2 separate regions of the Homo sapiens genome follow, and region 1 is linked to region 2. A link is an interaction called in ENCODE POLR2A ChIA-PET data of the cell type or tissue named here. Cell type or tissue: Panc1. All regions are shown on one strand. Each heading gives the region's core, and the rest is flanking DNA. Links, peaks and the distances in the headings are about the cores only.

What was found. ChIA-PET counts read pairs that join two places held together with the same protein. Peaks named below come from ENCODE experiments on the same cell type or tissue, not always from the same donor. Only the 100,000 strongest peaks of a DNase experiment are listed, where the experiment ranks them.
Region 1: POLR2A ChIA-PET joins it to region 2 with 5 read pairs; 2 of 35 experiments call an interaction of 5 or more read pairs at or near these places.

The regions. Positions count from the first base shown.
Region 1 is chr2:218,437,240-218,440,148 of GRCh38, forward strand. It overlaps VIL1 (villin 1), which reads left to right. Exons shown (of 20, transcript NM_007127.3): 17 at 1-73; 18 at 1,419-1,487. Among named protein-coding and RNA genes, the nearest start is that of VIL1, 20 kb to the left of the region's middle. In Panc1, for the core only: no CTCF peak of the experiment used is centred there; no DNase peak of the experiment used is centred there; H3K27ac peaks cover 106 bases.
Region 2 is chr2:218,643,613-218,646,521 of GRCh38, forward strand. ZNF142 (zinc finger protein 142) reads right to left here. Exons shown (of 11, transcript NM_001379659.1): 8 at 2,559-2,736; 9 at 1-1,452. Among named protein-coding and RNA genes, the nearest start is that of ZNF142, 15 kb to the right of the region's middle. In Panc1, for the core only: no CTCF peak of the experiment used is centred there; no DNase peak of the experiment used is centred there.

The DNA of each region.
Region 1 (2,909 bases), core at 271-2,770, 210 kb before region 2:
TGTGGTGAAGCAGGGACACGAGCCCCCCACCTTCACAGGCTGGTTCCTGGCTTGGGATCCCTTCAAGTGGAGTGTGAGTGGCCTCATCCCAGCATGTCCTTCTCTAGCCCTGCCTGGAGATCAGTGCTGATTCCTGCAGGCCATTCTGTCTCTTTGGGATATATGACCTGCTGATTTAGAAAGGGGCTAGAGGAGGCTTAGAATAGAAAGTAAGGCTGCACTAAGGCCATTAGGCCTCTGGTGAGAGGGAAGAAGTCTATCAAAAACCAAGGCTAATTATAGTGCCTTGTTTGTGCACTACATTTAGAGCAAAGCTGCTGGATAGTATAGGTAAGAAATGTACTGATTACTTAAATTAAAATTAAACACAGTTCAAAATTCAGTTTGTCACTAGCCACATGTGGCAGCTGGCTACTGTGTTGGGCAGCAGAGGTGAGAATGTTCTCATCATTGCAGCAACATGGTGGATCCTCCATGCCAGCTGAAACACGTTGGTTCTAAAGGACTGACAAATGTCTTCCTGGTGCTAAATTCTAAGCAAAATGGGTCATGTGTGTGGTCCTTACCTGAGGGATGGTGTGCCAACCTCCCACGGGGTGTTTCCTAAACTGGCCCCACATAGAAGCAAGGGGCAGATACCCACAATGGAACTCCAGCAAAGGTTTTCGGTAGGAAGAAGGCCAAGGTACAGTGAAGCCTGGCCTGGTGGCTCTGGGTGCTCTAAATTGTCACAACAGATGGCTTTAGGGAAGCAGAAAGCTTAATTTCCTTAAATTTGTTGGTTTGTTTTTTTAAATTCTGCAGTTAGATGGGCTTTTAGTTTTTACTCAAGGCAGCATATCGAGATGCCAGGTTTTCTCAATCCACTTTAGTTATCACCTTTCCCTCACCTCAAGTGTGTGCTGGCTTCTCTCTCAGCCTCATTCACTCATTCATTCATTCATTCATTCAGCATAAGTGTGCTCTAGGATATGGAGATGGGACTCCTCAGAGCCATGGTCCCTTCACTCCTCTGTGGCAGGGCTCCCTTCTATTATCTGGGGGGACCCCCACCCATCCCCAGGAGCCCTGCATTTCCCAGAGCCTACATAGCCTAGGCAGGGTTCTCCATACTGCCTGTGGGTTCTTGCCCTGGCCCCTGCAGGTGGCAAAAGATCCTGCCCATCCCCATGTCAGGCTGAGCTGGGACAAATATAGCCTGCGCTCCACTTTTCTGATCTGGCAGCCCCTCTGGTCCCAATCTCACCATCTAATCTCCTTTTTCAGGGACCCTCCTCCAGCCTCAGCCTTCATATCCTCTTTCCTTTCTTACCACTAGGCCCCAGACCAGCCTTCTTTTCATTCCTGAGGGAAAATGGCTTCTCATCCATCTCCTCTGCTGAGATCCAGGTCTAATCTGTTATTTACTTTATGTGCAGAACACCAAATCCTATGAGGACCTGAAGGCGGAGCTTGGCAACTCTAGGGACTGGAGCCAGATCACTGCTGTGAGTCCGGGGCGGGGTGGCTGGGCCCTGCAGTGGCCAGCTGGTGGTCAGACCTGTGGGAGCCAAGAACGCTGCAGAGAAGACACCAGAGTCCTGTGCTTTCCCTCCTATTTCTCCCCCACTTCTCATTCTTCTTGCTGTTTTACTTCAGTGCCTCTAGTGGTTTTGTTTCCTCAATTTCCTAGTGAAATGGTTCTCAATTTTTTTTTTTTTTTTTTTTTTGAGACACAGTTTCACTCTGCCTCCCAGGCTGGAGTGCAGTGGCAGGATCTCAGCTCACTGCAACCTCCACCTCCTGGGTTCAAGTGATTCTCATGCCTCAACCTCCCAAGTAGCTGGGATTACAGGTGTGTGCCACCACGCCTGGCTAATTTTTGTATTTTTAGTAGAGACGAGGTTTCACCATGTTGGCCAGTCTGGTCTCAAACTCCTGACCTCAAGTGATCCACCAGCCTCGGCCTCCCAAAGTGCTAGGATTGCAGGCATGAGCCACCACACCTGGCCTGGTTCTCAAATTTTATCATGCATAGAAGTCGGGGAGATGGGGGCAGGGAGTGAGGGGGAAGCATATTAAAATGCAGATTCCAAGGCCCCATTCCCAAATATTCTGGTTTATAGACTTAGAATTGGCACCTAGGAATCTGCATCTTTTAAATCTTATTTTAAAAAGGTAATTTCATGTAGTTAGTCCATGGACTACACTTTGAGAAATAATGCTGTCTCTATACTCCATCACCTTTGGGATCCCTTCTCTAGGTAGAATAACTACAACTCCTTTGGTCTTTCAGTGAGTTAACAGAAGTGTATTTAGGCTGGGCACAGTGGCTCACGCCTGTAATCTCAGCACTTTGGGAGGCCGAGGTGGGTGGATTGCTTGAGCCCAGGAGTTTGAGACTAGTCTTCGTAACATGGGGAAACCCCATCTTTACAAAAAATAAAAAACAGCCAGGTGTGGTGGTGCGTGCTTGTGGTCCCAGCTACTCAGGAGGCTGAGGTGGGAGGTTGGTTTGAACCCAGGAGGCAGAGGTTGCAGTTAGCTGAAATTGTGCCACTGCACTCCAGCCTGGGCAACAGAGTCAGACCCTGTCTCAAAAAAAAAAAAAAAAAAAAACCCGAAAAAAGAAAAGAAAAAAAATGTATTTAGCCTTTAGGCCTGGGACACGGGAATATGAAATCAAAACCTTTGCTTTGAGAAGTTCACAGGCTTATAGAGAGAACAAGACAGAGCTAACTCTGAGGAATGTGTCCAGAATTCAAGAGCAAGTTCACAAGCACACTGGGGTATAATCAACAGATGGTCAAAACCTGCAGCACTCATGAAACCCTTCTTGGTGGACTGACAGTACAGACTGGCATGTATAGATAGGTCAAGGTTAAGTGAATTTATAGATGACAATTTCACAACAGATAAGAGAGACAGGG
Region 2 (2,909 bases), core at 151-2,650:
CCTGCAGGAGGGACTGGGGAACCAGAGACTGTGGCAAGAGGCTCTTCTGTTTCTTCTGGCTCCCTGGGAAGCTCCAAAGGAGCATCTTTTGGAAGCAGTAGCTCTGCTTCTTGTGATGCAGGTGGGGGCTTCCCACTTTCTGTGTCCTCTGAGGCCTGGGTACCTGGGAGCACAGGTTGCAGAGGGATGGGTGAATCTGGTCTGGGCAAGCCCTTGTTCTTTCTGAGTAGAACAGGGCACTTCTTCAGCAGGTGGGTGCTGAGGCCGCGTTGTTGCTTGAAGCTAGCCCCACACTCGGGGCACAGCAGGGGCTCTCGGCGGCCTTGGCACCCAGTCCTGGAGTGCAGATTCAGGGCCTTCTCCCGGCGAGTGATAAAAGGGCAGTGTGGGCAGCGGAAGGCTCGCCCCTCTCCCTGGATCACTACCATCTGCACCCGCCCCTCTAGCACCAATGCCTCTGCTTGTTCTTTGTCCTGTCTCCTTAGGGCCTTGAGTAATGACTCTGACTCAGGTAATGGGGGCAAGGGTGCTGTCTCAGCAGGTGGAGTTGTCTTGAAGGTTCCTACCCAGTTGTTAGGAGCCTCCTCTAAGGATGGAGGATTTGTGGAGGGCTCAGACACTGGCTTTTCCAGAAGGGGATTTTCTTCAGCACTCAAGTCAGAAGTCCCAATACCTTCAAAGCTAGATAGCTCTGGTCCTTCCAGTCCATCTGGCCCTTCCAGTCCCAGGGGCCTGAACTCCATAGGGGCTGTTTCAGTGACCTCCTCAAGGGGTGGCTCAGTCACAGACTCCAGCTCTACTCCCAGGGCCTCTAGGTGTAGTGTGCAGCTGCCCTCCTCCACCTCTGCTGGGCTGGGACTGCCACCCAGGTCACCCCCATGGGGAGCCTCACTGCCCTCCTGTCTTCCAGTGTTGACCTCCTCACTCATCTCTGGCAGGGCCTGGTCCAAGCTGGGGTCCACCACAGTCCCAGGTTCGTGACCTGGCCCCTCAGGTCGGGCTGACAGCTGGTTTGAGGGCTCTGAATCTGGTGGGGGTGTTGGGCCCTGCATGGCCCCTTCTGGCTCCTGGCTTGCATAGCGGAGCTGCCAGGCCTGGTCTCCAGGTACATAGCCATGGGCCTTGCGTTTATGGAACAAGAGTGTGGTGTTGCTGAAGGTGCGGTAGTCACAGAGGGCACAGTGGAACTCACGGAGGCGGGTATGCTTGCAGTTCTCATGGCTCAGCACAGCCTGCTTGTGGCGGCTCTGGTAACTGCAGTAGTGGCAAGGGTAGAGTGGGGCCGGTGTGCCAGGGTGGTGCTGGGAAGCCATGTGCTTCTGCAGCTCATACTTCCGCTTGCAGGCGAAGGCACACACCTCACACATCAGAGACTTGCCCTGATGCCGCAGCTTGTGGCTGCTCAGCTGATCAGCCCGGTGACAGCGATAGGAGCACTGGTTGCACTGATACCTGGCAAGGAGGGAAAGGGGGAGGCAATCACAATAATTAATCACAACAACTAAGAATCAGTCAGTAAATACTTACTGTGGGCCAGGCTCTGCACTCAGTATCATACATGTGTCACCTGATGTAACCCTCCTTTTCACTACCCTATGAAACTGGTATCTCTATTTTCCAAGTGAGAAAAACTAAATCACAGAAGTTAATAATTTGCCTAAGGTTGGTTACAAAGTAAGCCAGGAGCAGAGACAGCCTAGCTTCAGGGCCTGTGTTCTAAGCCCTATTCTGTACTGCCTTCCTAAAAGAAAGTAATCATGAATCAGCATGACCCACTGTAGACTTCCAAGGAACTGACGTGGCTACAACTCCACAGGGCAGGTTTCTGTGCCTCATTTCCCTTCTCCCACAGAGGCATGACAGGTCTAGAAACCCCTTAGCCAGCTGTGCCATAGGTCAGAGAACTTGCCTGGATTTGGAAGTGGCAAGATTGGGGCATGAATATAGTGTCTATCCACTTTCCCAGGGCCAAACTCTGAGAACTCAAGTGACACCTTAGTCTCTAGGCCTATACTGTAGGTCTATACTCCCTTCCCAGAGCCCAGAGAGTGCTCGCTATGTGACTGAGCCACAGTCACAGAGGCCAGCTGTAGGCAATGGAGTTGAGACAGTGGGAACAGAGAAGGGTGTTAGGAAAAGACTCTCTTTTTTCTTTCCTTTTCTTTTTTGAAACAGAGTCTTACTCTGTCACCCAGGCTGGAGTACAGTGGTGCAATCTTGGCTCATTGCAACCTCCACCCCCCGGCTCAAGCGATTCTAGTGCTTCAGCCTCCCAAGAAGCTGGCATTACAGGCGTCTGCTACCATGCCCAGCTAATTTTTGTAGTTTTAGTAGAGATGGGGTGTTGCCCAGATGGCCTTGAACTCCCAAGCTCAAGCAATTTGCCCGCCCCGGCCTCTCAAAGTGCTGGGATTACAGGTGTGAGCCATTGCACCCGGCCTTAGGAGGAGACTCTCCAGGGACCGGAGAAAGAAATAGGGCCAGAAGTTAGATCCGAGAGGAAGCTAGCTTGGCTAAGATTCTTGGGATTGGGACGGAGGCCTATGTGTGTGTTGTACCTGAGGTCCCCTGCATGTTTTCGCATGTGCACACGGAGGTAGTGCTTCCACTTGGTGACATAGCCACATTCAGTGCACATGTAATCCTTGGTGTTGGAGTGGGTCAGCATGTGCTTGGATAGGTAGCTCACGTCTCGGCATGTGAAGTCACACAGCTCACACTTGTGGGGCTTCTCACCTTATATGGGGGATGCGGATGAAGGGAGAGAACACAGGTCAGATACAGATCAAGTGGACAGACCATTTCTTCCAGCAAGCCTGCCCTGATGCCAGGGAGGAACAACAGCTTCATGTGCTACCTGAGATGGTGAAAACCTCACAATAATAAAGGGCTGCTTCAGGGCCCTCTCA